Linked DNA regions of Homo sapiens: regions 2 and 3 are each linked to region 1. The links are chromatin loops, found by intact Hi-C in ENCODE. Cell type or tissue: endothelial cell of umbilical vein. All regions are shown on one strand. Links, peaks and the distances in the headings refer to the core of each region. The heading gives the core; the rest is flanking DNA.

Region 1 (10,777 bases), core at 2,482-7,481:
GCAGTGGTTCAGCCTAACAATTTTTTGACTTTACCATGGTATGAAAGACATATACATGCAGTAGAAATCATACCAAGTAACCATAAAACCATTCTGTTGCCCAGGTGAGGTGGCTCAAACCTGTAATCCCAGCACTTTGGGAGGCCGGAAGCAGGCAGATCACCTGAGGTCAGGAGTTCAAGACCAGCCTGACCAACATGGAGGAACCCCATCTCTACTAAAAATACAAAATAAGCTGGGCATGGTAGTGCATTCCTGTAATCCTAGCTACTCAGGAGGCTGAGACGGGATAATCACTTGAACCTGGGAGACGGAGGTTGTGGTGAGCCGAGATCATGCCATTGCACTCCAGCCTGGGCAACAAGAGCGAAACTCTGTCTTAAAAAAAAAAAACACCACACACACAACAACAACAACAACAACAACAACAACAACAAATCCTGGCTAGCACAGTGAAACACTGTCTCTACTAAAAATATAAAAAATTAGCTGGGCATAGTGGCACCTGCAGTCCCAGCTACTCAGGAGGCTGAGGCAGGAGAATCGCTTGAACCCGGGAGGCAGAGGTTGGGAGGTTGCTGTGAGCTGAGATTATGCCGCTGCACTCCAGCATGGGCAACAGAGCGAGACTTCGTCTCAAAACAAAAACAAAAACAAAAACAAAAAAAGAATAAAACATTCTGTTTTTCACTTTCAGTACAATATTCTATAAATTACGTGAGATATTCACCACTTTATTATAAGACAAGTATGTGTTAGATGATGTGGCCCAACTGTAGGCTAATGTATGTGTTCTGAGCACATTTAAAGTAGGCTAGGCTAAGCTATGATGTTTCATAGGTTGTGCACTAAATGTATTTTTAACCTGATTATTTTCAGCGTACGATGGGTTTGTTGGGATGTAACCCCATCATAAGTAGAGGAGCATCTGCATATAATTTTTTTGTGTGTGCACATATTTTTAAAGTCTTGCTGACAGGATTTGCTAATGAATTAGATTTCGGGTAGTGAAGAATTAAGAATGATTCCAGTGGTTTTGGTCAAGCAAGTGTCTAAGATGGGGGAAGGCTACAGAAGCCAGGAAGTTGGGGATGGGGGATCAGGAGCTCTGTTGTGGATGCACGGAGTTTGAGCTTGTCTGTTAGAAATCCCTGTGGAGATGCTGAAAGGCAGGTGGAATCTGGAGTTCAGAGTCATTTGATAGATTAGGTGGATGGGTGAGGTGGCAGAAGGCCAACAGGGGTGAGAGGGTGGACTGAAAGGAGGAGAGAATTGAGGCCTGCCCGGGGCATCTGCACTTAGAGGTTAGACAATGAGGTAAACCCAGCAGGAAGACGAGGAGTGGCCAGTGAGGTGTAGTTAATCTTCCTGAACGTTAGTTTCCTTGTAATAACTAGGCAGTAGTCATTAATAGTACTTCCCTCATAGCATGATGGTGAGGTTCCTGGAATGTGCACTAAAAGTGCTTAGAGCAGTGCCTTGCACGTAGGAGCTGCTCAGTGCGTGTTAGCTAAAAATGAGAATCTTCTCTAAACCTTCTAAAGAATTGTCAGACCTTGCCTGCTGGCCTTAGTTATCAGGTGAGAGCATCTACAGAGAAACTTGGAGCCCACCTCAGCCAGGTGGCCTGGGCACTGTAGGATGCCAGCTGCTCAGGGGGAAGACTACTGCCCACAGCCTGGCACCATCAGGCTGGCCAAGACACATCACCAAGCCAGCAGGTTTGTGCAACAGACTTGGCTTCCAAAAGGGAGGCCCTGAAGGCCCAGAGACCCTCAGGGATAGGGCCTGGCTGAAGACTGTGGTTAAGGAGGTGAGAATTTCGAGTCTGGTAATTCTTCTATTAAACAGAAATGTGACTTCATACTCCTGAGCCTCGAAGCCTGGACTTAAATATTAATCCCCAGTGGGTGAGGCTGTGTACCAGGTCTAGCTACATAATTTGCAGACCCCACTGAAAAAGCAAATGTGGATCTCTTGGTCATGTGTCATGAGGAATGTAAAGGCAGTTATAGCAGAGCATTAAACCAAGTGTGGGGCCCTTAGCACCAGGGCCCTCTGTGACTGCACAGGTCATAGGCCCATGCAGCTGGCCCTGTCTGGCCCTGTCTTGTTTCCATCCACAACGATGGGGGAGGACAGAGTCTGGAAGGTTGAAGAGGGAGGCACTAGACACTCGTGGGTAGAGAGAGCGCTCTGGGTGCAGTGTGAAGAGTGGGTCACGGTGAGCAGGGGTGCTCGGGGCTGTTGGAGCTCCATGCTGAGATGGGATAAGGTCTGCCCAGATGGGTGGGGAAGGAATGGGAGAGGAGCGGGACCCTCTCTCTGGGGAGGTTGCCCTGCAGCTTTCTGGCCCTCCCTGTTTCCTGCTCAGTTTTTTTGCCTTCTCCTTGGGAATTCTCCTGGGACTGCCATTCTGGGATATGCATTTTTGTTTGTTTGTTTGTTTGTTTGTTTTTGTTTTTTTGTTTTTGTTTTTTTTGAGACAGTTTCACTCTTGTCGCCCAGGGTGGAGTGCAATGGCATGATCTCGGCTCACTGCAACCTCTGCCTCCTGCGTTCAGGCGATTCTCCTGCCTCACCCTCTGGAGTAGCTAGGATTACAGTTGTGCACCCCCACGCTCAGCTAATTTTGTATTTTTAGTAGAGATGGAGTTTCACCATGTTGTTCAGGCTGGTCTCGAACTCCTGATCTCAATTGATCCACCCTCCTCGGCCTTCCAAAGTGTAGGCATGAGCCACCAGGCCCAGCATGTTCTTTTATTCCACTCCCTTTGGTAGAGAGGGAAGCTTCCCCACTGGTGTGGGGGCTGAGAGCAGATTTCCCCCACTGACAGAAACGTAGACACCACAACCCCTCCCTCATGGCACCATTGCTATCCCTTCAGGAACTGCGGCTTGGGATGTCCTGTTGAGTCACATCACACCCAGCCTCTCACTGGCATTGACTGTCTATGACATTCAAAGGCAGAAAAAGTACAATATGACTTTATTTCTTAATTTAATTTAATGTTCATGAAGCAAGGATTGAACAATAGAACTTAACAAAAGTTTTAGACAACCTCTGTCTTATTTATTAATTATTTTTTATTTTTCAGATTGGGTCTCACTGTGTTGCTCAGGCTGTAGCACAGTGGTGCGATCTCTGCTCACTGCAACCTCCACCTCCTGCCTCAGCCTCCTGAGTAGCTGGGACCACAGGCGGGCACCACCACGCCTGGCTAATTTTTTATATTTTTGGTAGAGATGGGGTTTCATCATGGTACTCAGGCTGGTCTTCAACTCCCGAGCTCAAGTGATTTGCCGCCTTGGCCTCCCAAAGTGCTGGCATTACAGGTTTGCAACACTGAGGCTGGCCAATACAACTTTTTTTTTCTTTTTTGAGACGGAGTTTCACTCTTGTTGCCCAGGCTAGAGTGCAGTGGCATGATCTTGGCTCACTGCAACCTCCACCTCCCAGCTCAAGGCATCCTGCCACCTCAGCCTCCTGAGTAATGGGGACCATAAGCATGCACCACCACGCCCGGCTAATTTTTTGTATTTTTAGTAGAGATGGGGTTTCACCATGTTGCCCAAGGGTCTCGAACTCCTGGGCTCAAGTGATCCTCCCACCTAGGCATCCCAAAGTGCTGGGATTACAGGCATGAGCCACTGTGCCTGGGCAACAATTTTAAAGAAAAAAATAATAAGAACGGTGTCACCAAAACTTTGGCATAAGGAACCTAGATACTGAGCAACTAAGCATTCCTCTCAGATGCCCAGGGCACAGGGAACAGATGAGGCATTTCAATCTCCATGAAATGGGGAGCATAGCTGCAGGAAGGGCAATCATCATAAGCCCTAGTGTCTTTAGTTTACCCCTCCCCGCCTAGGCACTTAACCACCCACCCACATCACTCCAGTCCCACCTGTCCAGGGGAACAAGAATGTCAGAAGACAAGAAACGATTCTTGAATGGTGGAATTTCAGGCACCATGGTTATCATAATATGTGTTGTGTTCATGGGTGCGTGATGGCGGCAGAGGGATCTTTGTCTCCTACCGGGGACGAGATTAGTGTTGCCTCTACTTACCATAAAATGGGTCCTCCCAGGATATTAAATCCAGCTTGTGAAAGATCTCTGTGTTAAATTGACCCACTCAATTCAATGATGAACCGCAAGCTTTTTGGAGCACTGTGATATGTGAGTGGGGCCCTTTCTGCAAAGAGCTCACAGGCCAGTGCAAGAGTAAGAAAGCAGAGAGTTTTGAGGCAGGAGTGTCCCCTGACACTGAGGACAAGCATGGGAGACTTTGGTGGCTTGGAAGAAATGAGCTGGGCCAGCCTGGAGGTGAGGGAGGGTTTCCAAGAAGAGGTGACTTCTGAGTCCTGAGTGGTATATCGCTATGTAGGAGTGAAAGTGGTGGTGGTCTCCAGGCAAAGAGCGATTTCAAGGTCAATTGGCTTGTGATTGGAGCACCTTCTGCTCGGACTCTGGATCCCACGACTCGAGCAGATTCGAGGCCTCCATTTCAGCGAGTATCCTGCTTTTCTCTGCACTACCATTTTATCCCTTTTATTCTCATTTGCACACAAACATGTTCTAGTATCTCCCTTCAAGAAAGAAAGAAGGAAGGCAAGACAGAGGAAGGGAGGAAGGATGGGAGGAAGGAAGGAAGGAGGGAAGGAAGGAAGGAAGGAAAGAAAGAAAGAGGCGGGGAGAGAGAGGGAGGGAGGAGGGAGGGAGCGGACCTCTCTATCAGTTAGGGTCCTGGCAGGAATCATAATCGGCTCAGATGGCTCAACTGATGTCAAAGAGGTCTAGGCTATGTTTCTGGTTATTCTATGAATAAAACCCACTGAGCTAATACTGATTACCTTTTGACTACCACTGTGGCATTCAAGCAAGCTGATATAGGTGAAAGGACTTCAAAGAGTTTAAAAAACAATGGTACAACAGAAAATCAACTCAATCAATGAATGATCATCATCATGACTTATATCACAGATGTGAAAGTATCTCATGGCATTCAGATCCCAGGAATTTTTGTTCCTGGACTCAAACACTTGCTGCATTTCCTGCAGGCAGGCAACAGAGCAAGGGCATTGAAAACATGAATTCGGCTTCAATGAATTTATCTGGAATGGTGCAATCGGAACATCTAGAAAGAGACTGTTTTCATTTCACCATACATTTAGATTTCGTGTTTTGTGGTTTTTAGTGTTATTTTTATTTTGACTCATATTTGTGGGAATAGATGCCATAATCCCTTCAATGCTTTGACCCTGGAAAGGACATTACGTCATCCTTCATTTCTAGTCACTCCTCATCCCCTTCCAAACAACCTGCCAGAAACAGCTGCCAGCCCTCAACTCACTGCCCCAATCTGTGTGCATCACCTCTTTCTGTAGCCTGTGATCATTGGGAAGCTTCTGGAAAATAATATCCTAGCTATGGAAATGATTGGCACTGTTCCAGTGTGCTTACTCATGCAGGGCTCAGAGGCTGGGGGCTTTCTGTGTATTGCTCACTTAATCTCTGTGACAACCCTACTCAGGCAATTTTCAGATAAGAACCCTGAGGCTCAGAGAGATAAAGTGACTTGGTTAAGGTCACATTGCAAAGGAGGGTTAGAAATGAAATTTAAACAATTTCCGCTTCTGCAGCCCTGGCCTTTAAACCATTCTTCATGCTGCTGCCTCATGGAGGCTGGAACCAGAGGGGGCAAAGAGATGACCTCATTCTGAGTCTTCACTTTATGGAATTATATGTCAATAATACGAGACCTCATCAACTCCCAAATCCAGGTTGCCAGATCCTCTGTTCATATTTCACATATATGTGTAATATATGTGACTATAAATTTAATAGGAAAGGAAGTTTCCTTTAAAAGACCCAGTAGAATATTTAGGTGCCTATGAGGAAATTCAGTCTTGCAAAAGTAAAACAGTGGAACTTCTTTTTTTGTGTTGGTTTTTTTTGTTTGTTTTGAGACAGGGTCTCACTCTGTCACCTGGGCTGGAGTGCAGTGGCATGAACGTGGCTCATTGCAGCCTCAACTTACCAGGCTCAAGTGGTCTCCTGCCTCAGTCTCCCAAGTAGCTGGGACCACAGGCACATGCCACCATGCCTGGCTAATTTTTGTATTTTTTTGTAGAGATGGGGTTTTGCCATGTTGCCCAGGCTGATCTTGAACTCCTGGGCTCAAGAGATCCTCCTGCCTTGGTCTCCCAAAGTGTTGGGATTACAGATGTGAGCCACTGTGCCCGGCCAAGCACAGACAACTCTTCCAAGACGTCTTGCTATAAACGTAAGCAGAGAAAGGGCAGAAGCTGGAAGGGGATTTGGGGATGAGGGAAGGTGTGCTGGCCATTATCCCATCCAAGGTCCATTCACTGTCCATTTGGGTCCCACTCTGGGCCCCGGGGGAGAGAGACCCTTTTGCACTGCATTACTGGGGCTCTTCTGGTTAGAACACTTCCATATGGGTTCAGCCAAGGGGAAGCAAAGGCAGGAGAACTGAAGGCTGGAGGAAAGAGAGAGCAGGTGTTCTGCCCATCCCTCTCTGCTTCAGTGCCCTGTCTCGGGCAGGAGCTGTGTCCCCCTCCATGCCTGCAGTTCCTTCCAGGCTGCCCTTTTCTCAATGGCTCCTGGAATGCTATTTCTTCCCTTGGTCCTTTCTGGGCCAGGAGTTGTCACCCTACAAACCTTCATTTGTCTCTGGGTGCTGCAACATCCTTGTTTGTTCCCTTAACTTTGTTAGTAGCCTCTTTGAATCAGTTGAACCAACTGAGAGAATCCTGATTTCTGCCAGGACCCTAACTGATAGAGTGGTCCCTCCCTCCCTCCCTCCCTTCCTTCCTTCCCTCCCTCCCTTAAGGGAGATACTAGAATATGTTTGTGTGCAAATCAGAATAACAGGGCAGATGGCTGGGTGCAGTGGTTTATGCCTGTAATCCCAGCATTTTGGGAGGCTGAGGTGGGCAGGTCGCTTGAGGCCGGAAGTTTGAGACCAGCCTGGCCAACATGGTGAAACCCCATCTCTACTAAAAATACAATTAGCCAGGCATGATGGCAACATGCTTGTAATCCTAGCTACTCGAGAGGCTGAGGCAGGAGAATTGCTTGAGTCTGGGAGGCGGAGGTTGCAGTGAGCCAAGATAGCACCACTGCACTCCAGCCTGGGTGACACAGCAAGACTCTGTCTCAAAAAAAAAAAAAAAGAATAACAGAGCAGAAAGGGAGAAAATGATGATGCAGAGAAAAGCAGGATACTCACTGGATCAAAGGCCTTGAGCCTGCTCGAGGGCCTGGGATCCACAGTCCCAGCAGATAGACATTGCCTTAGACTCCAGCAGGATGCCTCTTCGGCGGTTGCAGGAGGAAAGGCAGGAAGCCTGGGCGCAGGGGCAGGAGGGTTGATAGATCTGGCCTGAGGGCTTTGAGTTTCTCAAAGGAGGGCGAGCCATGCCCATCAGCTGAGGAGTGCAGGGGAGTTTGTGCAGATAGAAGACAGTATGAAACAGCCATCTCAGGGAACTGGAAAACTTTCTAGGAAAGGTTGGTGGGATTGCCAGGTATGAGGAATGCCAATTTGAGGTTTGTGGTCACAAATTTACTTATTTATTTTTATTTTGTTATTATTATTTTTTGAGACAGAGTCTCGCTCTTGTTGCCCAGGCTGGAGAGCAGTGGCACAATCTCAGCTCACTGCAGCCTCTGCCTCCCGGGTTTAAGAGATTCCCCTGTCTCAGCCTCCTCAGTAGCTGGGATTACAGACGTCTGCTACCATGCCCAGCTAATTTTTGTATTTTTAGTAGAAACGGGGTTTCTCCATGTTGGTCAGGCTGGTCTTGAACTCCTGACCTCAGGTGATCCGCCCTCCTTGGCCTCCCAAAGTGCTGGAATTACAGGCGTGAGCCGTGCACCTGGCTGGATCATGAATTTAAAGAGCAACCCGTCAACAGTGCTGTGCGCTTTTCTCCAGCACCTGCAGCTGCTCTGGCACCGGCCTGAAGAAGGTGAGGGTTAGGTTTTGGAAGAGTTGGGACTTAGCCAGGTTTACGTGATGGACAGAGAGGGGCAGGTTTATTGAGGGTTTCAGCCGGGGAGTGACAGTCATGGTGGAGCGTGGGATCTACTCGGGGTTAGAAGGGAAGCAAGCACATGAGTGGGTGACAGTGAAAAAGGTGATACTGAAAGAGGATTGGAGGCTCTGATGAAGCATGGCATGGAGGGGGAGCTAGAGCCTGTGATAACTGAGTTGAAGTGATTGGGAGAAGACTGCAAGAAACAGCAAGTGAGGGAGCACAGGGTGTACCCTGATGGTATCAGCTGGGCAAGGGTTTTGAAAGCAGAGGAGGAGAAATGGCTCAGAAAGTAACTGAATGAAAAGAGGGCACCCACATCCCCTCCTGGCCTTCCCAGGACGTTTCTCCCTACGTCTCCCAGAGCAGTTCTGTCTCTTGCCAGGTTGCCTGAAAAAGCCCACAACAACTTGGGTGGCTTCAGTTTTAGGCCAAATCAGGCCATTTTTCAACTTTGTTTCTCCTTACAGCCTGATCCACAGCCTGGTTCTGACTGCACTGCACAGGTGGTAGTAATGTGTCTTCTAGGACGGGCACACGGGAGTCAGATCTCTAGACAGAAGGCCTGGTTTCTTCTCCTGTAAACTGCATTCCCTCCCTCATTTGTTTATTCAAACATGTGTTAAGCACTACTGCATGCCAGTCCTATTTGCTTTATTTTCTTTACCTCTCTCAGCCACCCTGAGGGGAGGGATTATTTTTTATTTATTTTCATTTTTATTTTGTAGAGACAGGGTCTCACCATGTTGTCCAGCGTTGTCTCGAACTCCTGGGCTCAAGTAATGGGGGGAGGATTATTACGCTCATTTTTACAAATGAGGAAATAAAACTCAGAGAGCTGAAAAATTTGCCAAGGTCATATTGGGTCTATCTGAGTCCAAGGAGACTCACTATCCAGATAGGGAAAGAATCAGGTAGGGAAATAATAAAACATAAGTCGTTGTGCAAAGTTTTAAGGGAACATGGAAGTTAGAGAGATTACTCCTGTTATGGGAGAAGAGGTGGGGTGCATGTGAGTTAGACTTCCAGGATTAGTAGAAATTTACATATGGAGCTGGAGAGGAAGGACTGCAGGCAGAAGTGATAGCCTGAGCAAAGACATCATGACATGAAACTCCATGGTGTGACCAAGATTGTTGAGTTAAAGGCAGAGACAAGATTGTCTATAGGCCTGGGGTTCATGAACAGCCTCAAGGAGATGGTCCACAAACCCCCAGACATTTGATCTCAGTTGTGGGTGTCTTTTTTTTTTTTTCTAGAGAGAGGCTTTTTATTTTCATCGATTCTTCAAACCGGGACATTCACTCAAAACAGCCTTGGGTAGCAGATAAGCTTGGAGACATCAGCAGGGCCCGGGAACACAGGACCTTGTAGCCCTGGTTCAAGAATTCATACTTCACTCTGAGGCCAACAAGGAACCCATGGTGTTTTCTAGCTGGGAGAAAGCACCCACCTTAAGCACCCTTTCTAGCCTTAGGAAGACAACACAGTTTACTGTGAGCTGAAATAGATGGAAAGTTCTTCTATAAACTAGAACACAATCTACTGTTTACTGCCGTATCCCTAGAGTTGGGCACAGTGCTGAGCACATATTGGGGGTTCAGTAGATATTTGTTGAATGAATGAATGAATGTGCACAGGTGTACATCATAACAATAAAAAGAATGTATATCTCCAGGGTGGCTCCGTGCATTTCTTGACTGATTTAACTGAAGGTGAAATCCACGAACCATAAACTCTAGAGCTTCAGGCTCTAACAGAAACCTACTGAGTCCTGAGATGATGCTAGGAGTGGCGGGGCAGGGGTGGGTAGGGGAGAGTGGGTTTGGCACCTGAGGGTGTGGTTACACCTGGCTGCAGGATAGGGCTCTTCCCAAAGTGCCCTTTGGCGTCTTTGGAGGAGTGGAGGCTACACGGTCAGGATGGCCGGAATTCTTCTTTTCCTCCTTCGACATTAAATCCATCTGCTTGTCCTGTTGACTCTGTCTCCAAAACATGTCCTCTATCCCCTCTATTTCCTCCCTCTCCTCCACTCTCACCCGGTTCCTGCTCCCCACCTGGCCTGGGCCACCGCAGCTGTCTCAAAACCAGAGCCATGGCTGTGCCCTTGCCTCCCTACCATTGGCTCTCCATGTGGCAGCCTGAGGGATCTTTAAAACTCTCCACCTGAAAAGAACGTGACTTTCTTAGAGTACCGTGTTTCTAAAAATTTAATCTATTTTTGGGTCATGTGGGAATTTTGCTAAGATGCAGTTTGTGATTCAGTTATCTGGGGTTGGGCTCAAGACTGCGTTTCTAATAAGCTCCCAGGCCATACAGTTGCTGCTGCTCCTGGACCGCATTAGGAGTAACAAAGGCTTGGAGAAAAACCCAAACTTCCTTCCCATGTCCCACTTTATCTGGCCCCTGCATAGCTCTCCCACATCATCTCCAGCCCTTGCTCCTCTCCCTCATCTTGCTATGGCTTCTCTGGCCTTCACTTTGTTCCTGGAGTATGCCAAGCTGCTCCTACCTCAGGGCCTTTGCACATGATGTTCCCACTGCCTGGAGTGCTCCTTTCCTGGAACATTCCACATGGCTTGCTTTTCCTTATTTACATCTTAGTTCAATGGTCAGATAATAATTCTCTGTCCACTTCACCTAGTGAAGTACCTTAGCCACCAGAGACTCTCGGCTATTTGCTTTCTTCTTCTTCTGCGTAGCACTTATG
Region 2 (10,777 bases), core at 2,925-7,924, 110 kb after region 1:
GTGGAAGCCTAGTGATGGGGGAACCCTGAGTTAGAGCAGCTCTCCAGGGCTTCAGCTGCAAGGGCTGGCCCCAGGGGTGTGGGTCTATTTTATTCTGTTTCTTAACCCAGACAGTTCTTCGGACTCTGACTCGATACCCACTGCTGCCCCTGACCCCTACCCTGGCCCTGATGGATTCTGTGTGCTTTCAGTGGGAATTGGCTCTGTAAGTTCTGCCCATCAAAAATAGGTGCAGTATTCAGAAGCCAGAGTTCCAAACCCATGTCTGTCATGCATTAAAAACCCACGTCTGTCAGAGAATCTTTTGACTTCTTAACCCATTTATGCCAGAGGTTGCAGTTTTTTGAATTTTTGCGGTCAGACCTTGGCAATGACCTTGAGCAGTAGGATATAAATAACTCCCATGTGCTTAGCATTCCAACAATGGAACGCTAGGCATACGTGGGTTGTCATCTAAAACAGGGGACCCATCCCCCAGGCCACTGACAGGTACCGGTCCACTTGGCCTCTTAGGAACTGGGCCACACAGCAGGAGGAACGTGTTTACAGTTGCTCCCCATTGCTCGCATTACCGCCTGAGTTCCGCCAGCTGTCAGATCAGCAGCAGCATTAGATTCTCACAGGAGCACAAACCCTGTTGTGAACTGCACACGCGAGGGATCTAGGTTATGTGCTCCTTGTGAGAATCTAATGCCTGATGATCTGTCACTGTCTCCCATCACCCCCAGATTGGACTGTCTAGTTGCAGGAAAACAAGCTCAGGGCTCTCACTGATTCTACATTATGGTGAGTTGTATAATTATTTCATTATATATTACAATGTAATAGAATAAAGTGCATGATAAATGTAATGCACTTTAATCCTCTGGAAACCATCCCCCGCTCCCTGTCCCTGGAAAAATTATCTTCCATGAAACCAGTTCCTGGTGCCAAAAAGGTTGGGGACCACTGTTCTAAACCATTGTTTATTTTCTTAAATAAACTTTTTATTTCGGAATAATTTTAGATTTACAGAAAAGTTGCAGGGATGTACAGAGAGTTCTCGTATGTACCCCTCACCCAGTTTCCCCATCATTAACGTTGTCGTGACCACAGTGCCTTTGTCAAAACTGAGGAAATGACACTGGTATATTACAATGAACGCAACTCCAGACTATGTAGGTTTGACCAGTTTTTCCTTTACTGTCCTCTCTCTTTTCTGGGATCAATCCAGGGCACCGCATGGTTTACATTATTTTGATTTATCATGTCTCCCCAGTTTCCTCTGCTCTGTGACAGTTTCTCAGTCTTCCCTTAATTTCATGACGTTGACACTACTTTGTTTTTTGGAAGTGAGCCCTCCCTTAGGATTGGGGGGTATGAGGGGTAGGTGGGTTAAGCTCCATCTCCTCTGGGGGTGTATCTACACAGATTATTTGGAACTTTTCTGTAGGAAAGAGTTGTCTTTTCTCCTCCGTTTATTTATTCATTCAGTCATTTATATCAGTATAGGCTCATGTCTTTTTCTTTTACACATTGGGTTCTAATCCAATACTACATGATTTATTTTGTTTCTCAAGTTCTTCCAGCTTTGGCCATTGGGAGTTCTTGCAGGTTTGTTCCTGCACTCTGTGACATTGCCCATCCTTCAGTTTTGTTTGGCGTGTGTGTGTGTGTGTGTGTGTGTGTAGCACTTCCGTGTGTAGCACTTCCTTTGCTTTCTGACACTACAGTATGCTTCAGCCCCCTCTGTTTTTTACTAACCCCACTTCTAGAATCAGTTATTTCCCCAGGGAGCCTGGTGAGTTATTCGCTCTGCTTTGTTTTGATTTTATTATTTTTATTTTTTAAAACTGTGGTGAAATACGTATAACGTAATTTACCATTTTAATCATTTCTAAGTTTACAGTTCAATGACATTAAATACTTTCACACTGTTTTGTGACTGTCACCACTGGAACGTTTTCATCTTCTCAAATGAACCATTGGTTTTATTAGAAGAGATGTGTTTATTGTAGGGGGTAAAATGAAACAAAGGAGATAAAGTGAAAGAAAATTGCTGCATCCCATTTCCCTGAAGCCTGCTCATCTTTCTGAACATTTTCTGGCCCTCACATTCCTCTGCGTGTTGTCTCTTTTGTACACATGAGATCAGGCCAGACGTTTGGTTCAGGAACCTGCTCTTTCCCCTTAAAGACCTGTATTTCCATGGTTACAAACACTGCTACCAAGAACATCTTTGTGCACCTGTGTATTTCTACAGGGAAAAAAACCTAGAAGTGAACTTGCTAGGCTGGATTTTAGTGAATGTTTCCAAAGTGTCTTTTAAAATACAATAAAAGCAGTCTTTTTCTTCAACGGTTATTTATTTATTTATATATTTTGAGACAGGGTCTCGCTCTGTTGCCCAGGCTGGAGTGCAGTGATGCGATCCTGGCTCATTGCAGCTTCAATGTCCTGGGCTCAAGCGATCCTCCCGCCTCACTTCCCAAGTAGCTGGGACTGCAGATGTGCGCACCACTGCACCTGGCTATATATATATTTTAATTTTTTTGTAGACACAGGATCTCTCTATGTTGCCCAGGCTGATCTTGAACTCCTGGGCTCAAGTGATCCTCCTGCCTCAGCCTCCCAAAGTCCTGGAATTACAGACATGAGCCACCGTGCCTGGCCTGCTCAACTTTTTAATGAGACTCTCATTCCAGGTGTACCTGGACCAGACAGTAAACTGCACATATACCTTTTCTAAACTTGTACTTGGCTGGGCAGTAGTTAAGACCCCCAGCTCATCCCTGTTCCTGTCCCTGTATGTTTCCTAAGAAATTGCGTAGGGCCATGCCCACAGAAGAAGACTCAGAGTCAGAGGAGGGAACAGGGTCCCTGGGTGTGTTGAATGGTCAGTGTGGTGCAGGGCCCAGATTCCAGCCTGCCCTAGTCCTGCCTCAGGAATCCCTCTAGGGTGCCCAGGCCTTCATGGGTTGGTGTGGCCTCTGCTATGTCCAGACTGGCCTGGTGCCTTGGAGGCTAGAAGCAAAGTTGTATTTTCTCCCTGGCTGTCCTGACTTAGTGCCTTAGCCCTCCTGTTGTTTAGGAAACTAGAGAGCCCCTAAAGGGCCAACAGGACAGCTTGGCTCACATGGAGGGGGAGGAGTGCCAAGGTCCTGCCAGTGGCCCCATGGGACAGCCTGATCCAGGTCTGTGGGGAAAGGGACTTCCCTTTGTCAAGCTTCGGGAGGGACCTAAAACCCAACAAGATCTCCAGAAACCTGGCCCAGGGGGTGGGGATAGGTCCTTGGGGATTTCTGTGGGGCAGCTGGTCTGGTTTGGAGGATATTAGAGCTAGACCCCTCTCTGCCTGACCCTGAAGTTTGGCCTGGAGAGAAGTCTCCTCCAAGGTAGCTCAGACTGCAGAGATTGGCACCCTGAAGGAATGGTTCCCTGTACGTGTGAGAGAGGTTGGACCAAAAGACACCACCAGCATCAGGAGGAGTCCTGGGGGGATAGCGGAGGCCAGAAAGTCATGGCATCTGTCCCCTCTTTCCAGGCAAGAATTAGACATAGCACGCTCACTTGGCTGCTGGTGCCCACTGTGGTGGGCACTGCAGGGAGGTAACCCTGCCTCCCAGAACCACTGTCCAGTGGAAGCAGGATGGACCTGCATGGCTGTGGCCATGGTTGACCCAGGCAGGACCTGAGATCCTATGGGTATCTAGAATGGGCCTATCTGCCTTTTACACAATGTGAGATCATGGGCAAGTGACTTCATCTCTCTGGGCCTCAGTTTATCCATATGAGAAATGACAGATTAAGTGACCTTTTAAGTCCTTTCCTCAGATGGCTGCTGCTTCTGGACAGTAAAGAAGCCTAGAGTAGAAGGAGTTCTGTCAGGTGAGGTGGTTCGGAGAGACCATGTGGAGTGGTACCTTCCCCTGAACCCTCCAGATGGTGGCTTTGCCTTGCCTCTCAGATGTGTCTGCCCTCCTGTAAGTTGTATACCATGCTCTCTTCGAGGTATTTCATCATGTGCTTTTCCCACTGGCTCCTATGTAATGTTTGTGTGCAGCAGTTGGAGCTCTGCCGCACGGATCATGGGGTGATGTTTTTACTCCTGTATTCTGTGCCCCCGAGTCAGGCTTTTCTTCCATGGATTTTGGGCAAAGCTTCCTTGTGTGTCTTCACCCATTTTTTTTCCTTTAGCCCACACAAGATGTGATCAGCTATCCATTGTTACTGAGAGATGGGAGTTTTAAATTTTTCAACACCAAGCAAGTACAGAAGTGTTAGAAAGCAAGCAAAGGCCCTCCTCTTCCACTTCGCGGGGATAACACCTTGTTAACAGGTCAGTGGGTGCACCTGCCAGACCTCTTCACGCATTTTACAGTCACTTAAAATGACGTGCAAATTTACTCCCTTCTCTCTCTTTTTTTTTTTTTTTGTTTGCTGAAATGGGATCATATGATAGATATCATTTTGCAGGTTTGCAGTCTTAACGTCATCTGTGTTATCCATAAAAATTCATGTTATCCTTCTTTAACAGTAGAGTAGTAAGAGATACAGTTTCATCAAGGTATGATATGAATGCCTGTGTCTGAGGGATACCCACCTGCTCACATACATGCGCACACAGTGACATCAGGCAACTTGGTGGTTCAGGTGACTCAGCACCTGAACGAAGATGAGAGCCCGTGCCCAGAAGAGGCCAGGTGCCCAGCTGTAACGCCTGGCACATGGAGGCCCTGGCAAATACTTACTGGGTGAAGGAATGTACCAAAGTCACTGCAGGATAGAGGTCAGGGATGCCAGACTTGAAAACAGGACTCTTTCAATATTTGTCTGTCTGTCTTTCTGTTTTTTGTTTTTTTTTTTTTTCTTTGGAAGGGAACAAAATCCGTGAAGTCTCTCTGTTTCCTTTTGCTAACCTGATAGTGCTGAAGGACCCCCGCATCTTTGCAGTCAGTGCCTGAAGATGATCTGCCCAGGGCTGCCCCCTGAGGCTTCCTGGGGGAACTTTGTGTGGTGGGATTTGTCCCTTCAGTCACTTTGAGTTCTCTGCTGACCTTGACTCTTCATGGCTTCATGACTAGGACTTTGATTTTTCCCTTAGGAAAACATACGTGGATCGTTTGTGTGTGCAGCCGTCTGTGTGTGTAATCTCCTCCTTCCTTTTCCATATTGTTTTCCTAAGGGCCATCCCTGCAGGGTTATCTAAATACCATTTCAGATTTTGTCTTTTGGTTGGATAGTGTTTGCGGTCTTAAAGTTTCCAGGAAATAATGCCTTTTCTACTAGAGGAAGAGAGGGGATAGACATGGATGTGGTCACACAGTACGGCAGCTGCATTTCCAGGTTCCTGGTGTGGCTGAGGTGGCCCTGCGTGGGTTTCTTTCTGTTCCCACCTGAGTCAGATGCCAGCCCTCTGCGGCTCCGAGCCTGCTGCGGCGCTGCATGCCTGACCTTTGGTTCCTCGTCCCTTCCCTGTCTGTAGATGTTGGAGACAGAACTTGGGCAATGCCTGCATGTGTTTGCCCAACCACTAGATCTTCATCTAGAGCAGCGCTGTTCAAAACCTTCTGTATTGTCCATTCAGTGTGGCAGCCCTTAGCCATATGTGGCTTGGGGACACTTGAAATGTGTATAGTGCAGCTGAGAAACTGAAATTCGTGTTTTGTTTTATCGTAATGAATTTTAATTTGAATAGACATCTGGCTATGACTGCATTGACCAGGGCCCTGTGGTGAGAGCTGGGATGCTGAAGACACCTTCCTCTGCCCCAGGAGCACACAGACTGGGGTGAAACAGGAAGTGAGAGCCCCAGATGCCCTGATGGCTCCGGGATGGGATCTGTTGGAGCCAGTGGGCCAACTCATCCTGGGTAGTCAGGGAAAGACGGATGTCCGGGAAGGCAAGAGCACACCAGGCGGAGGGAAGAATATCTGCAGAGACCCTGAGGATGAGGAAATCAGAGCGCTTGTGAAGCGCGTGAGGAGGAGTCTGTGAGGAGGCTGGCGGGGAGCCGGGGTGGATTCCTGCAGCTCTCCCTGTGTGCAGTGTAGGGGTTGGGGCTCCTCTTAGGGGATATTGGAAGTGTGTGTGAGAGAGGGGCAGGAATTCCAAATGAACATTAGAATTGTTTAAAGGAAAATAAAACTAGCAAGAAGGCTGCATTCACATGGGGATGGGCTGAGAGTGACGGGGTGAGGAGCGCTGCCTCCCACGTGGCTGGAGGGTGGAAGGGTCGGGGATAGGAAATGAGATGGGAGGGAGCTCAGAGGCGGGGCCCTGCCCCGCTCCCAGTCATTTGGATTTGCACACTATGGCTGTTTCAAGCGGCCCCCTGTCCCACAAGTTACGTCTAAAAGTCTCAGCTTCATATTCTGGCAGCAGCTGGGGAAATGATTTCAGAGCCTGCTGGCATGGAGCCATTTTTTTTTTCTTTAGCAATTTCCCGGTTGGAAGTTGTTGAAAGGAAGTGGCAAGCGCTGCCTGAGCAGTTCTAGCTGGGAGAGGTGGGTGCTGCAGAGTCTGGGATTCCAGGGTGAAAGCCACAGGTTCCCCTGAATAAGCTCTTACTGCTGGTGGTTCCTGAACTGAAGATGCAGGCGGATCTGGTAAGGGGATTTTTGTTGTGATCCTGACTGGACATGTTTCTCTTTCCGCTCTCCTCTACCCTTGCGTTCCTGTGTTTAAGATGAGGCCTTCTCCCAGAGATGGGGGACAAAGCTGCCTTACTCCTGCCACCATTTTGGTTTCCCAGTGGCTGGGGGTGGCCAGAGCTCTGTGTGGACACCAGGAATGTAGGCTGTATGAGGCAGTAGGATGTGTGAGACCTAACCAGGAAAGCGAACCCGCATTTGGCTCCTGGGGTGCAGCTTGAGTCGGCATGACTATGGCCCTCATTCCTAGCCTCTCCTTCCCACCCCTCCTCCTGTCGGCCCCATACTCTCTCTTTGAGAGCCAGAGGCCCAGCTGTTCTTACAACCTTGCTCTTTGGCAACTGGGAGCCTCCCCAGGAAGCAGCACACACCCTCACCCAGCCTCCTGGAGGGATCTGTGCCAATGTGTCAGCCCAGCAGCACAGGGCTGCCTTGGTACCAGCCCAGTGGGGGCTGGGCCACACAGCTCTCCACTTAGGATGGGGAAATGGTGGCAAGTGGTGGACTGGCATGCCTGTATCACCTGGCCAGTCAGGAGAGGAGCTGAAGTTGGAGCATGGAAGGAAGGGGCAAGCTACAAGGCCAGCATTGTATAGATGTCATCCTGTTTCATCCTTATCCCTGGGACAGGAGACAGGGAGATCTGATGATCCCCTGCAAGCTGATGGCAGGATGAAGATTCAAACCCAGGTCCTTGTACTTCCTTCTCATACACAATTTTGTCATCTAATATCTTACCCAGAATAGCACAGTTTTGGGGCTACTGTATGATATGTAGTTGTGTAAATGAATTGACTGCCTGCCTTTGTGTGTGTGCACGTGTGTCTCTCTCTTCCCCCCTCATTTCTTCTTTCCTTTACATTCACTCGTTACTCATATGCACCCATTGATCACTTACCTTTTACCTGGTACCTTGATTAATTATCACAGAGGATTAATTGATGAGCAAAATAGTCTGTCCTGGATGCTTACAGCTAGTGTGATGCACACGTCTGCAAATAACTAGGGTGCGTAGCTGACTGCTGGCCCCAAGGAGCGGGGAAGGGATGAAGCATGGTCAGGTACAGAGCTGAGGTCCTACTTCCATTCAGTTATTTATTCACTCACTCAGTGTGTATTTAGCACCTGTTGTGTGCTCGGCACTGTTCTAGCCACTGAACATGAGTTCCTGTCCTTCTGGAACTGGCAGACATCACTTTCTCCAATAGATGAAGTCATTAATTTTTCTTATCTTGAGCCAAAGGTACCCACTTTTCAGGGTGGGGGTTCCCCTGGTTTCATGAAATCTGAAAAATCATGAGCATGAATGTCCTGCTTAGTCCTGTACTGCTTGGTGTTTGTTTGTTTGTCTGTTGTTTGTTTGTGGCAGAGTCTCGCTCTGTCGCCCAGGCTGGAGTAGAGTGACGCAATCTTGGCTCACTGCAACCTCCACCTCCCGGGTTCAAGTGATTCTTGTGCCTCAGCCTCCTGAGTAGCTGAGACCACAGGAACATGCCACCACACCCGGCTAATTTTTGTATTTTTAGTAGAGACGGGTTTTTTCCATGTTGGCCAGGCTAGTCTTGAACTCTAGTCCTCAAGTGATCTGCCCGCCATGGCCTCCCAAAGTGCTGGGATTACAGGCATGAGCCACCAGGCCCGGCCTTGCTTGGTGTTTTTGATCAATCCTTTGGATTTCTGGGCTGCCCAGTCCAGTGAAAACTGACTAGACTAGAAGCACCATGTTGGCAGGGACCTGGCTATTTCATTCACAGCTCTATCCCCAGTGCCTGGCATGTGGTGGGTTTTCTTGTTGAATGATTGGATTCAAATAACATTATCCAAAGAATTTTGGTCTCTTGGCCCAAGGCGTCTCAGGAGCTCTCACCTGGGCCAGTGAAGGTTGCGTTACAAGGATCTCTGGGGAGGGTGAAGACGAGGTGGCTGCCGGTGGCCTGCTGAATCCCAGGGCTCCGAAACTGCCTCAGGCTTCTGTCGGCCACAGAACTTGAGCAGGACTGTGTGCCTATAGCCCTGCCATGAGATGGCTTTGGTGTAGTGTGTGCCTGAGCCCCCTCTGGGGACTACCTGGCTCCTGAGTGGTCAGCTTGTGTGTGTTCCCTCCTCCTCCTAGGACCACCTCAAAGGCAAGATTGCTCTAGAACAGATCTGACTATGGCCAGATATCATTGGGAAACATTTATGTCAACACTGCACTGTTTTAAATATTATAAAGCAGCAATCTCTTATTACCCTTCTTTTAAAAAAATAGCACATAAATTTCAGTGGCCCCTGCTCCTAGCTATGTACCTTTGGGGGAGGCCACAGGATTGGGAAACAAAATTGTTTGAGTGTCACCTCTGGAAGTAAATGGCCTTGGAGGCAGACAAAATTTTGACAAAATTCTTCCTTTGCCACTTGCCAGCATTGTGACCTTGGACAGGTCCCTTGACTTCTCTGAGCCTGCTTACTGTCTTAGCTGCTCTTGCTGGAAACCTGGGAGTCGTTTCTGACTCATTGTGCTTCCTCAATGCCCACGTGGAATCAGCTAGCAAATCCTACTGGCTCTATGTCCAAGTATGGGTCTCAAGTCCTTTTGCATCTCTTTTCCATCACTGCCACCTCCCTGGTCCTGACTAGTCCTCGGACTGTTGCAGTTTCCCCATTCGCTCCCTATATCCACTCTTTACCCTCTTGATTTCATTCTTCGTGAGCTAACAGTGGTTTTAGCAAATCCGGTTATGTTACTTTCTTACTTTCTCTTTTTCCTTTCTCCTTTCCTGTTTCCTTTCCTTTCCATTTTCCTTTTCTGTTTTTTTGCTGCCCAGGCTGGAGTGTAGTGGTGCAATCATGGCCCACTGCAGCGTTCAACTCCCGGACTCAAGTTATTCTCCTCCTCCCCAGTAGCTAGGACTACAGGTATGCACCACTGTGCCCAGCTATGTTTTTATTTTTTAGTTGAGATTGGGTCTCACTCTGTTGCCCCAAGCTGGTCTCAAACTCCTGGCTTCAAGTGATCCTCCCACTTGGCCTCCCAAAGTGTGGGGATTACAGGCACGAGCCACCGAGCCTGGCTAGATAGTTCTGAGTTAAATATTCTGTCAGTGTCTTGTTACGCTTAGCACAAAATCCAAACCCTTCACCTACCTTTGAGGCCCCTTAAGTATTCAGTATCTGCCACCTTCTTCCACGTCATCTCCTGCCTTTCTGCACTCTGCCACTGGCAGGAGAACGCATCAGATGGTTTCCTGTCTTAGCCCAGGGCCTTTGTATGTTCTGTTTCCTCTGCCTGGAAGTTGCTGTACCCTTGTGGCTAGTGCCATCTCATCCTCTGACCGGGACTTAGAGGTCAGCTCTTCAGAGAGGCCACCTTGTCTAAGCTTAGAGGCCTGCTATACCTGCCGCTTTATCTCAGCATGCTCTTTCCTTTTAGCACTTATTCACAAGCTTCAATTATGTATTTTAGCTATTTTTTTATTTGTACAGTTGGTATTCGGTAGCTTTTTTTTTTTTTTTTTTTTTTTTTGAGATGGAATTTCACCTTGTTGCCGAGGCTGGAGTGCAATGGCACGATCTCGGCTCACTGCTACCTCCACCTCCCAGGTTCAAGCTATTCTCCTGTCTCAGCCTCCCAAGTAGCTGAGATTACAGATACCCGTCACCACACCCAGCTAATTTTTTTGTATTTTTAGTAAAGACAGGGTTTCACCATGTTGGCCAGGCTGGTCTCGAACCCCTGGCCTCAGATGATCTGCCTGCCTCGGCCTCCCAAAGTGTTGGGATTATAGGCGTGAGCCCCCGCACCTGGCCTTCAGTAGCTATTTGTTGACTGGATGGGATGGATAGATGGACAAATGGAAGAATGACATGGCACCAGGGCTCATAGTAAGTACTTACTTAATCGAAGTTATATTCTTCTATTCCTAGTTAGAACTTTTTTCAAAGCAAGTTCAGATACCTGTTGGCTTAAAACAGAGACTTACCAGTTTAGGCAATACAAATCCAAGGAAGTCTGGATGCAGGGGCTCAGGTGATGCCATTAGGATGTGCCTGTGGGACAGGCTTGCTCCGCATGGCAGGTATGAAGAGCACAGGCAGCTGAGCCTCACTACCTTCTACTGTAGTCATGCTTGTCCATGAAGGGCTGTTTCCCTTGGCTGAAAAAT
Region 3 (10,777 bases), core at 2,440-7,439, 62 kb before region 1:
CTGAGGTAGGGGAGTACTCACAGTGGGATGCTCCATCAGATATTTTTCCAAGAGGAGGGTACATCAGGGGCCTGAGCCCAGGACACTGTTTGAGAGGCTGGTCCTCTTGGGATGCCAGCCTTATTAAGCTGGGGCTGCTGTCATGTCAAATGGAGTAGCACAGGAGCCTAGAGTGGTCCATGTTTTTCGGGGAAAGAAACCCAAGCCCAGAGAGATTCAGCTCCCATCTGAGATCTGTGCAGAGCTGGGAGTGCAGCCCAGCTCCCCTGAGCTCTGCTTCCAAAATCAATGGTATTTTTCTTCTGTTGAATGCCCATGTTCCTCACCGGGGGAGCTTCGGGTGCAGGGCCTGGGCGCAGGGTGGGTGTGGGTGGCTCTCAGAGGCCAGGGGGCCCAAGAGGAGGAGCTGTGAGTACTGCCATCACAGAAGGTGGATGAGGAGGAGATTTCTGTTTTATTTTTCTCCAGCAGGCTGGAACGATTTCTAGAAGGAACACAAAGAGAGGCGGAGAAGCCACTGAAGAAAGAAAGAAAGGAGTAGAGGCTGGGAGCAGGGGGCGGCGTGGGGAATGCAAAGGAGGAAGAGGGGAGTGGCTGCTGCTGGCCGGAGCCGGCGTCTCTGGTTTTGGTCTGGCCGTGGGCCAGCAGGCAGCGGACAGCACAGCACGACGGGCTTGGAGAGCTGGCAGGGCGCTGCGACAGAAAGAGGACGCCGGTCAGGGTGCTGGGGGAGGGGACCCTCTGCCCACCCAACCCCGCCTGGCCAAGGAAATGTCCGTGTAGTGAGCAGTGACCACATGATGCCCTTTCACCCGCCTCACATGTTTAATTAAAAAAACAGAAAAACAACCTCCTTCTAGACAGTCTTATGGTCTCTGTTTTTAGATGGTGTCACAAGGCTCAGAGAGGGTAAATGAAGAGCCCGAGGTCACCCAGCTTGTAGGTAGCAGAGCGGGGATGCTCCTCACCCTGCACGGAGCAGCCTGTAGCATCATAAGCTGTTGCTTGCCCTGACGTGGGGAGCCAGGGGGATGGCGGACTTCTCAGGTTCGTTTCTCTGCCCACACCTGGCAGGCTGTCCCTGAAAGCTGTCCTCTTTCATCATTTATTCAGCCATTCATCCATTCATTCCTGAGCATTCGAGGCTGCGTGCTGAACCCTGGGGGACCACAGTGAACAAGCTAGATACCACCCTTCCTGCGAAGAGCTCGAGGCCAGTGGGGGTCCCTAAGGAGAGCCGGGAACATCAAACCTGCGGATTGGGAGTAAATATTAAATCCAGTTCCTCTCCCCGATTTACATGCACACACACGCACCCGCACAGTCCCTTCATCTTCTGAGTGTCATGGGAACGGGGACTTCTAGCCCTCGGCGGTGGCCAGCAGCACTGGCAGCCGCCCAGCCGCAAGGGGACGCTGTGAGGGCAGCGAGCAGGATTCCCTAGGCCCTCGCCCCCTGGTGGCGGCAGCGGCTCCTGCTCTGCTCACCACGCCCCTCGGTGATTTCTGGCCCTCCCCCGCCCCGGTTGAGCCTCTTGGGGGCCTCTTGGGTCACCACTTCTCTCCCTTCCTGTTCCAGCCCTGTGGGGAGGGCCTGTTGGCCTTCACCTAGGCCATGCCCTGGTGTTGCCACAAAGCGCCTTGGAGGCCGTATCTCACCAGCCGGCAGGAGGTCCCTGCATCAGGCCTGGGCCTCAGACACATTCTCTCCTGTGATCCTCTAGCCAGCCTCTCCCCCGTCCCCCCTTCTGATGAGCCAAAGGTTCTGCGCCATGCATGCTCAAGCTGGGACTGCCGCTGTCCTGGACAGAGACCAGCTCTAAATCAGGCAATTTAGAGCCAGGCGTGGTGGCCTGCGCCTATGGTCCCAGCACTTTGGGAGGCCCAGGCAGGAGGATTGCTAGAGCCCAGTAGTTCAACCAGCCTGGGCAACATGGGGAGAACCTGTCCTACAAAAATGAAAATAAAAATATTAGCCAGGCGTGGTGGCCAGCACCTGTAGTTCCAGTTACTCGGGAAGCTGAGATGGGAGGATTGCTGGAGCCTGGGAGTTGGAGGCTGCAGTTAGCCGAGATTGCACCGCTGCACACCAGCTTGGGCAACCAAGCAAGATCCTATCTCAAAAAATAGACAAATTTTAAAAATCAGGCAGTTTAGGTGAGACTCAACTGCCAGTCAGCTGAACTTGAAGCTAAGGCTGTCTTCCTCAAGTTGATCTCTTTTCTGAATGGCAAATCCTGGGGAAAGCAAGGGAGCAGTGGATTTGGATCTTTTAGCCTTCTGCGGTCCAGGGATCCGAGTTTAGGGGAGGTAAAAGGAAGACAGCAGACGCAGCAATTGCATGCCAGGCACTGTGCTGCTGGAGCTCCTCAAACGGTTTCTCAGTCCTGACAATGACTCTACAGTGGGACTTATTTTCTGTCTTTTACAGAGGAATAAATGGAAACTCAGAGAGGTTAAGTAACTTGCCCAAGGGCACACAGCTAGGAAGTGGCAGATGTGGGATTCCAGCATCAGCTCCTGCCCCTCACCACATTGCAGTGGCTTCTGGTTCTCCCGTCCCACTCTCTGCACTCTACAGACAGCACCGTGCCCTCCTCCTCCCTGTCTCCATGCTATTGGACATTCCTCCTCATCTTCTCCTCCACTTCCCTGCAGACAGTCAGGGCCACCTTGCCCCTTAGTACTAGTGAGGGTTTGAAAGAGAAGCACAGCACATTGGGGCCACCAACAGGCTAGGACTCTATGGTCTAGGTGACTGCAAAACAGAGCTATCTGGATAGATGAAATGACCTCTCCCTGAACCACATGGCCCGAGCTCCAGACCAGAAATGAGCTACCGATGCTTGAGAGAGAGCCAGGCACAGAGAAAAAAAGCTAGAGGGATGCTTTGGAAGATGAGATGCTCTGATGGGTGCCAGGGGCTTCGCATGTGATTGGGAGGCCAGATTTCTCACCACCCATTTAGCCTCAGACACAGGCTGCTTTCAGCCAGTGTTATAAGTAGCTGGGAATATAAAAGTTGGGCAGGGAGAGCAGAATCCAGCTTGGTCCTGGGCTGGGAAACATGGATTGGGGGTGGGGGGATAGTGGCTGGTCTGGTACCAGGCTTATGGTTTGCTGGAAAGATCTGTCTCCTCCAGCAACAGCTGTGAGAGAGAGCTGGGTTGTGAACTACCCTGCAGGGGAAGCCTCCATGGGACCCTGGGATTCACACGCACCCTGCTGTGGGTACCCAAGGGTACCTAACTCCATTCTAGATGTCAATGGATCCTTTGCAAAGGTTAGGGTGCTCTGAGACCTCTGCTGAAGGGAAGGAAACTCACATGCATTGAGCATCAACTCCGTGTTGGGCACTGGGCAGGTCATGATGCCATCACTGAAATAAAGGCATCAATAGCCACCACATCTTGAGCATCTGCTACATCAGGAAGCGTGTTAAGCACTTTGTTGTGTTATGATTGCTGACATCAACAGTAACACAGTAACCGTAGCTACAACTTCTTTTTTTTTTCTTTCTTTTTTTTTTTTTTTTTGAGATGGACTTTTGCTCTTGTTGCCCAGGCTGGAGTGCAATGGTGCGATCTCGGCTCACCGCAACCTCCACCTCCCAGGTCTAAGCAATTCTCCTGCCTCAGCCTCCCTAGTAGCTGGGATTGCAGGCGTGCACCACCACGCCCAGCTAATTTTGTATTTTTAGTAGAGACAGGGTTTCTCCATGTTGGTCAGACTGGTCTCAAACTCCCAACCTCAGGTGATTGGCCCGCCTTGGCCTCCCAAAGTGCTGGGATTACAGGGGTGAGCCACTGCACCCGGCCTTTTTTTTTTTTTTTTTTTTTTAATAAAGACAGGGTCTTACTTTGTTGCCCAGACCGGAATGCAGTGCCACAATCTTGGCTCACTGCAACCTCCACCTTCTGGGTTCAAGCGATTCTCCTGCCTCAGACTCCGGAGCAGCTGAAATTATAGGTATGCACCACTGCGCCCAGCTAATTTTTTTTATTTTCAGTAGAGATGGGGTTTCTCCATTTTGGCCAGGCTGGTCTCAAACTCCTGGCCTCAAGTGATTCACCTGCCTTGGCCTCCCAAAGTGCTGTGATTACAGGTGTGAGCTGCCATGCCCAGTCAGTAACTACAACTTCTTGAACATCTTTTATGCTTTAGGCACTGGCTTGGGCTTTACAGATCATTATTACCATCATCACCGTCATCATCATCACCATCAGACTACTGACAACTGCTGTGTTTGGCACTTATTAGAGACCCTTATGTTGTCTAGTTTAACTTGATTCTTAAATCCACCATGTGAAGGAAGTATTCTTACCCCATTTTGCAGATGAGGAAACTGAGGCACACAGAGGTTAAATGACTTGCCCAAAATCATTTAACTTTGAATTCAGGTCTATGACTGCAAAGCCTTAACTCTTCCCACCATATGTCCCTTCCTAAGGAAGCAGATGCTAAGGAATGTTCATTGGCTGAATGAATGAACAAGCAAAGAAACGCAGCTGTCCGAGGTGATGTGTGGAATTTCCAAGCCCCAGGAGGTTAAGCGGGTTGTTGAAGGTCGCAGAGCCAGACAGCAGTGAGGTAAGTAAGGAGTCCCGGCTCTGGTCTCAGTGCAGGCTTCCCTCACAAACCTCCTTGCTACTTTGAGCAGAAGCAACCTTGTTTTGGCAGCTGTTTTGCCCTTACTCATGCCTGGGATAACAGTGGACTCCCGATTTGCATGCCAACTCATTTCCTACCCTTCAGGGAGCTGGGCAGGAGGCCCAGCACTGGGTCCTGCCAATCCCCAGGCGAGCTATCAATGGCAACTGCCAGCTAGTCACGGGAGAGTCATTTCATTCTCTCTCCCTTTTTCTCTAAGTCCTTCCAGCAGGAGGACTCTCAGAGTTCCTGCTGGATGAGTAGGTATCCCCTGGGGCCGCAAGGCTGGACAGGCACCTTGGACCTCCCTATCCAAGCCTCCTGGGGCTTCCACCGAGGATCAATATGAGGGTGTGGAGACAGTTTTGTGGCCCTGGGCAAATTGAAGTCCCTTCTCCAGGTCTCAGTTTTTACGTATCTCCCAAATGGGGGATTGGGTGAGCTGGCCCTCCAGGTCTGCACTCTGTTTCCTGGGCTCTTCTCTAATGAGCCTGCCTGTGACATTGTGCAGTTCCCCCAGCCTCACTCTTGCTGGGAACAAGGCCCAATTTGGACCTTCTACCAGGGTGGGAAATGAGTCGACTGGGAAATTAGAGACTGCTGTGAATCCAATCATGAGTAAGGGTGAAATTGATGCCAAAAGTTTCTGCTTGAAGCAGCAAGGGGTTTTGTGAGAGAAATCCTGAGCTGAAAGCCAGAGGAGGCAGGGGGGTCTCTGACATAGGTTATCTGCTGCTGATCAGGGGTTCCCTGGTGGCAGGTGACAGAAACCCAATTCAAGCCAGCTTGAAAAAAGATGCATTTGTTGGCCCACAGAACTATGCAGAATAGGCAAGATTTAAACACCACCCAGCAAGCACTCTCCCCTTCCTCCTTAACAACAGAACCCCTCTATTGTTAAGGGATGGTGAGGTGTGTTTCACAGATTTCCCTGCACATGGGAATGGCCAATGAGCTAGAAATGGAAATCTTTGAGTGGGGCTTCTAGGATGCTCTTTAAAGGGCTGACCCCTGCCTCTTCCCTCATCTTTCTGCCTGGAAGGTAGGCTTGAGGACTGGTGCTGGGGCAGCCATTTTGAGGCTAAGATAATCATCTTGGGCTAAGAGAATCCCAAAGAACTTAGCCCTGACACTGAACCAACACGAGCAACTGCCTGTTTCTGAAGTTCTCTTCATGCGAAAAGCCACTGTGGTCAGGCTTCTGTTACTCATGGCTCAATTCAGTTTCCAGGTGATACACCTTCATTCCTTGGGACTGGCTTCTTCACTGGAAGAAAATATGTCTCCAGGAGCTCTGGGCTTACTTCCTCAGAGCTTTATAGCCAAAGAGGAAAAAGAGTGTCTCCCCCTGCTTCAATTTGAAAACTCATGGAGAAGAACTCTGATTGGCCCAGCTTGGGTCATGTGCCCCTCCCTTGGTGACACTGAAGCTAGAAAATGAGGCCCTTTGATTGACTCAACTTGGGTCACATGACCTCCCTGTGGCTGAGAGGATGGGGTCTGTTGAAGGAGAAAGGGAAAAGGGATGCTGGATAGGTAAACAGAACAGTGCTTGGAGCTGCACCTGACTCTGACTCCATCGGTTGCTGTGCCTCTGGCTTTCAGCCATGTTAGCACCACCCAGCCAGAGGATGTTGGGTCAATTTGCTCAGGACCCCGAGCAAAGTCTATATTCCTTCCAGCAGGGTTATTGCTACTATTGAATGATGGGGTTAGATATATTAAGTGCCTACCATCTTGCCAGGCACAGAGATAGTGTCCTTCCCATTCCTGTGGGTGGGAAGAGCCCTGAGATTCTCTCCTGGGCTCTATCTGTCTTGATGTGCCCCCATCAGAGGGAAGAGCCCCTCCCATCCTTACCTAAGCCCCTGGGGATTCAGGGCCAGGAAGCTCCCCTTGGGGGGAGTCCAGGGAACTGCCCAACAGTCAAGAGATGGGCCTGCTCTTGCTGGGTGCTAACCAGGTGATCTTGGGTGACTCGCTCAGCGCATCAAGTCTCAGTGTTTTGTCTGCAAATGCGGACGTGCTGTGGTGGGCGCACCGTGGTAAGGGCTAACAGACATGCTGTGTGGAGCCCACTAAGCACAATGCCTGTCACTCAGGGAAGTCCCACTAAATATTTGCTATTAATAATTGGTCTCGGTAATAGTTAGACTCAGGCTTGGCCACCACAGAAAGCATAGCCCCAGAGTGGCCCTGAGTGGAAGGGAGGTTTTTGTTTGTACCCTCCAGCCTGGTGAGGATGGAGGAGGCCTTCTCTGGCTCTCGCAGCCTGGATACCAGATGGCATGTGATCTGGCCTGTCCCTGTCCACAGGAAGCAAGTGATGAAGAAGAGGTTGAAAGCTCTTAGTGCTGCCAAAGCAGAGGGGTTGTAGGGAGGAGACTCAGAAGAGATGCAGGGTGTGGGCCACTGTCACTCACCCACTGAGGGCATCCTCTGTCGGCCACATCACCACTCCAGGTAGGCCAGCCCTGCTCTTGCACAGGTTGGCTGATTGGGAGCAGATTCTGACTACAGCCAACTGGGGCAGTCAGCCCGGGCAACAGGAACAAGGAGGCATGGCCACTGTACTGAGGGTTCCTTGCGCTCCAGCTCAGGGTTTAGAGCACGACTCTGCAGTTAGCCAGCCTGGGTTGAACCTGTTATTAGTTGTGTAACATGCACACTTTTTATTTTATTTTATTTTATTTTTGAGACAGGGTTTCTCTCTGTTACCCAGGCTGGGGTGCAATAGTGCAATCAGGGCTCACTGCAGCCTCCAACTCTTGGGCTCAAGCGATCCTGCCTCATCCTCTCAAATACCTGGGACTACAAGCAAGCACCACCATGCCTAGCTAATTTTCTTATTTTTTTGTAGAGATGAGGTCTCAATATGTTGCCCAGGCTGCTCTCAAACTCCTGGACTCAAGTGATCCTCTTGCCTCCGCCTCACAAAGATTTGGGATTACAGGCATGAGCCACTGCACCTGGCCTAACCTGGACACTTTATTTATTTATTTTTATTATTTTTATTTTTTTGTCACAGTCTTGCTTCTTTTTCTTTCTTTCTTTTTTGAGACAGAGTCTCACTCTGTTGCCCAGGCTGGAGTGCAGCGGCCTGATCTCAGCTCACTGCAACCTCTGCCTCCCAGGTTCAAGCGATTCTCATGCCTCAGCCTCCTGAGTAGCTGGAATTACAGGCGTATGCCACCACGCCAGGCTAACTTTTTTTTGTATGTGTATTTTTAGTAGAGATGGAGTTTCACCATGTTGACCAAGCTGGCCTCGAACTCCTGGCTTCAAGTGATCTCCCTGCTTTGGCCTCCCAATGTGCTGAGATTACAGGCGTGAGCCACTGTGCTCAGCCCTGATATAGTCTTTGATTATAAAAAAGAACAAAGTACTGACACATGCTACAATATGAGTGAATCCTGCAAACACTACCCGGAGGGGAAGAAGCCACACACAGAATATCACATAGGATTCTATTGATATGAAATGCACAGCTGGGCGCGGTGGCTCACGCCTGTAATCCCAGCACTTTGGGAAGCCAAGGCGGGCGGATCACGAGATCAGGAGATCGAGACCATCCTGGCTAACATAGTGAAACCCTGTCTCTACTAAAAATACAAAAAATTAGCCGGGTATGGTGGTGGACACCTATAGTCCCAGCTACTCGGGAGGCTGAGGCAGGAGAATGGCGTGAACCCTTGAGGCAGAGCTTGCAGTGAACCAAGATCGCACCACTGCACTCCAGCCTGGGCGACAGTGCAAGACTCAGTCTCAAAAAAAAAAAAAAAAAAAAAAAGAAATGCACAGAATACAAAAATCTGTAGAAACAGAAAGTAGAACTGTGGTTGCCTGGGGCTGCCTGAGAGGAAGGGATGAGAGGGTTTTGGAGGATGACAGCTATAAGATATGGGCTCCTTTTGTGGGTAATGAAAATGTTCTAAAATTGATTGTGCTGATGGTTGCGTAACTCTGTAACTATACTAAAGACCATTGAATTGCACACTTTAAATGTGTAAATTGTATGGTATGTAAATTTATCTCAATAGAACTGTTACCAAAAAAAAAAAAAAAAAAGCCTTTCCTCAAGGAGTTTTTTTGGAAGGATTGGTGTTTTAAGAAACTTTGGAAAACAAAGATGTAAACCAGGCCAACTGGGTCCCCCTGGTGGCCTGGAGGACAAGGTTCTCCAGTGGACCCTGAAGAACTACCCACCAACAGTGAAGCCAAAGGGGTTTTTTTGTCAAGAGTGCCATAGTCAGGGTAAGTGTCCTGCACGATGACATTCCCTCCTGACAGGCACAGAGCCAGGGCTGGGTAAGTGTGTAGCAAATCTTCACCCCCATTTATCTGTGCATGTGGCCGACAACGACCTGATGGCCGTGCTGAGCACCTGGGCAGCGAGGACAGGCCTTTCATGTACCAGCCTCACCTGGGAACCAGCAGGCAGTACTGTGCCCGTCCTGTAGGTACCCTCTGTCCTGGCCAAGGGAGCCAGTCAAGAATAGCGCAGGCTGGGAAACCAGTTGGGAAACCAGATGGGAAACTCTGGAGCTTGGGGAAGAGCAGACATGGGTTTTGTTCCCAATTCTCCTCCTTTTCTGCGTGACCTTGGGTGCAGTGTTCAGTTTTTCTGGGCCTTAGCTTTCCCCATGTGGAAAAGAAGTAAATCCTGCTCTTCTCCCTCAACAAGGCTGCTGGAGAAATCCAAACTGAAGACCGGCAAGGTTAGAAGGGACTCCGATGGTTGAATCTGTTCTCACTCTCCTCAGGTGATCTGAGGGATGCTGTCCAGTGCCAGGGAGTGTACTACCTCCCATTTCTTTCTTTCTTTCTTTTTTGAAAGTCATCTTAGTATTTCTTTTCTTTTCCTTCCTTCCTTCCTTTCTTTCTTTCTCTTTCTTCCTTTCTTTCTTTTCTTTCTTTCTTTTGAGATGGAGTCTCACTCTGCTGCCCAAGTGGGAGCAAAGTGGCACAATCTCAGCTCACTGTAAACTCTACCTCCTGGGTTCAAGCGATTCTCCCTCTTCAGCCTCCCGAGTAGCTGGGACTACAGGCATGTGCTGTCACGCCTGGCTAATTTTTGTATTTTTAGTAGGGATGGGGTTTCACCATGTTGGCCAGGTTGGTCTCGAACTCCTGACCTCAAGTGATCCACTGGCCTCGGCCCCCCAAAGTGCTGGTATTACAGGTATGAGTCACCATGCCTGGCCACTACCTCCCATTTTATTGCTAGACAATGTGGCACTCAGGAAGCCCTTCCTTCTATTGTACTGATTTCTGATTTCTGTGAGCTCTTCCCATAGCCTTGATTCTCCCCTTGGGCCTCATGAAATGGGACTACCCCCGCGCCATGATGCCCCACAGGGCCCACTTCACTCAGCCCTCTGACTCTCCTGATGCCAGGAGGCCACTGCACTCAGAGCAAGATTGCACATTCCTGCCTTGTTCAGAGTCAATGTCCTGTGGCATTCCAGCCTCCAGCCTCCTGGCCTGTCCCTCATCTCCCTGACCTGGGACATCTGCCCGGCCTCCCATCACCTCTCAGGCCTGCTGCTCTATGATGCCCCAGGCTGCTCCACTTCCCAGTTGTGACTTCCACTTGCTGCTCAAATGAACACTTATCCTGACTTCCGTAAGGAACTCAGCCTCCACCAGGCCCCAGGAGGCCCCTTCCCACCCCACTTTGCTGACATTCCTTTGGGGTAGTCCTAGCCTCTGCAGAGTGGCACCCTGGACAGCCCACCAGCTCCTTAGAGACACTGACTGCACCCATTCCTCTCTGTGTCCCCATCTAATGGTGAACCCCAAGTCCATCCACATCCTCCATGAGTGCAGCACCTCAAGCTGCTTATAGGCCCAAGCACAGCCTTACCAGGGCAGCCTGACTATAGCAGGGCCAGGCAGGATAGAGGAGCATTGCCTCTCTCTCCTTCTAGGAGCCACCTTTTTATTAACGCCCACCTGTCTAAGATCATGGAGAGAGAAATCACTTGTCATCTTGGACTGCCATTCTTCTTAGGTGGCCTGGTATACCCATGTGGCACTATTGTCTCTCTTGTTCCATGCCCTGATGGGTATGAAGTCCTATCAGACAAAATCTCCAAGACTGATCTCTCCCTCACTGTGTGGCTTCA

The links. Peaks named below come from ENCODE experiments on the same cell type or tissue, not always from the same donor. Only the 100,000 strongest peaks of a DNase experiment are listed, where the experiment ranks them.
Region 2: a loop joins it to region 1, with 7 times the contacts of the local background. A loop is called at or near these places in 30 of 110 quality-filtered maps.
Region 3: it touches region 1 in a loop (7-fold over the local background); 18 of 110 quality-filtered maps call a loop at or near these places.

What each region holds. Positions count from the first base shown.
Region 1 is chr17:27,441,515-27,452,291 of GRCh38, forward strand. No RefSeq gene overlaps it. Among named protein-coding and RNA genes, the nearest start is that of KSR1, 9.5 kb to the right of the region's middle. In endothelial cell of umbilical vein, for the core only: no CTCF peak of the experiment used is centred there; a DNase peak (open chromatin) is centred at 5,397; H3K27ac peaks cover 2,069 bases.
Region 2 is chr17:27,553,870-27,564,646 of GRCh38, forward strand. The region is part of intron 2 of KSR1 (kinase suppressor of ras 1); the gene reads left to right. Among named protein-coding and RNA genes, the nearest start is that of LGALS9, 72 kb to the right of the region's middle. In endothelial cell of umbilical vein, for the core only: a CTCF peak has its summit at 5,903; a DNase peak (open chromatin) is centred at 6,392; H3K4me3 peaks cover 926 bases; H3K27ac peaks cover 2,306 bases.
Region 3 is chr17:27,379,733-27,390,509 of GRCh38, forward strand. No RefSeq gene overlaps it. Among named protein-coding and RNA genes, the nearest start is that of LINC03146, 53 kb to the left of the region's middle. In endothelial cell of umbilical vein, for the core only: no CTCF peak of the experiment used is centred there; DNase peaks (open chromatin) are centred at 3,369 and 4,699; H3K27ac peaks cover 3,036 bases.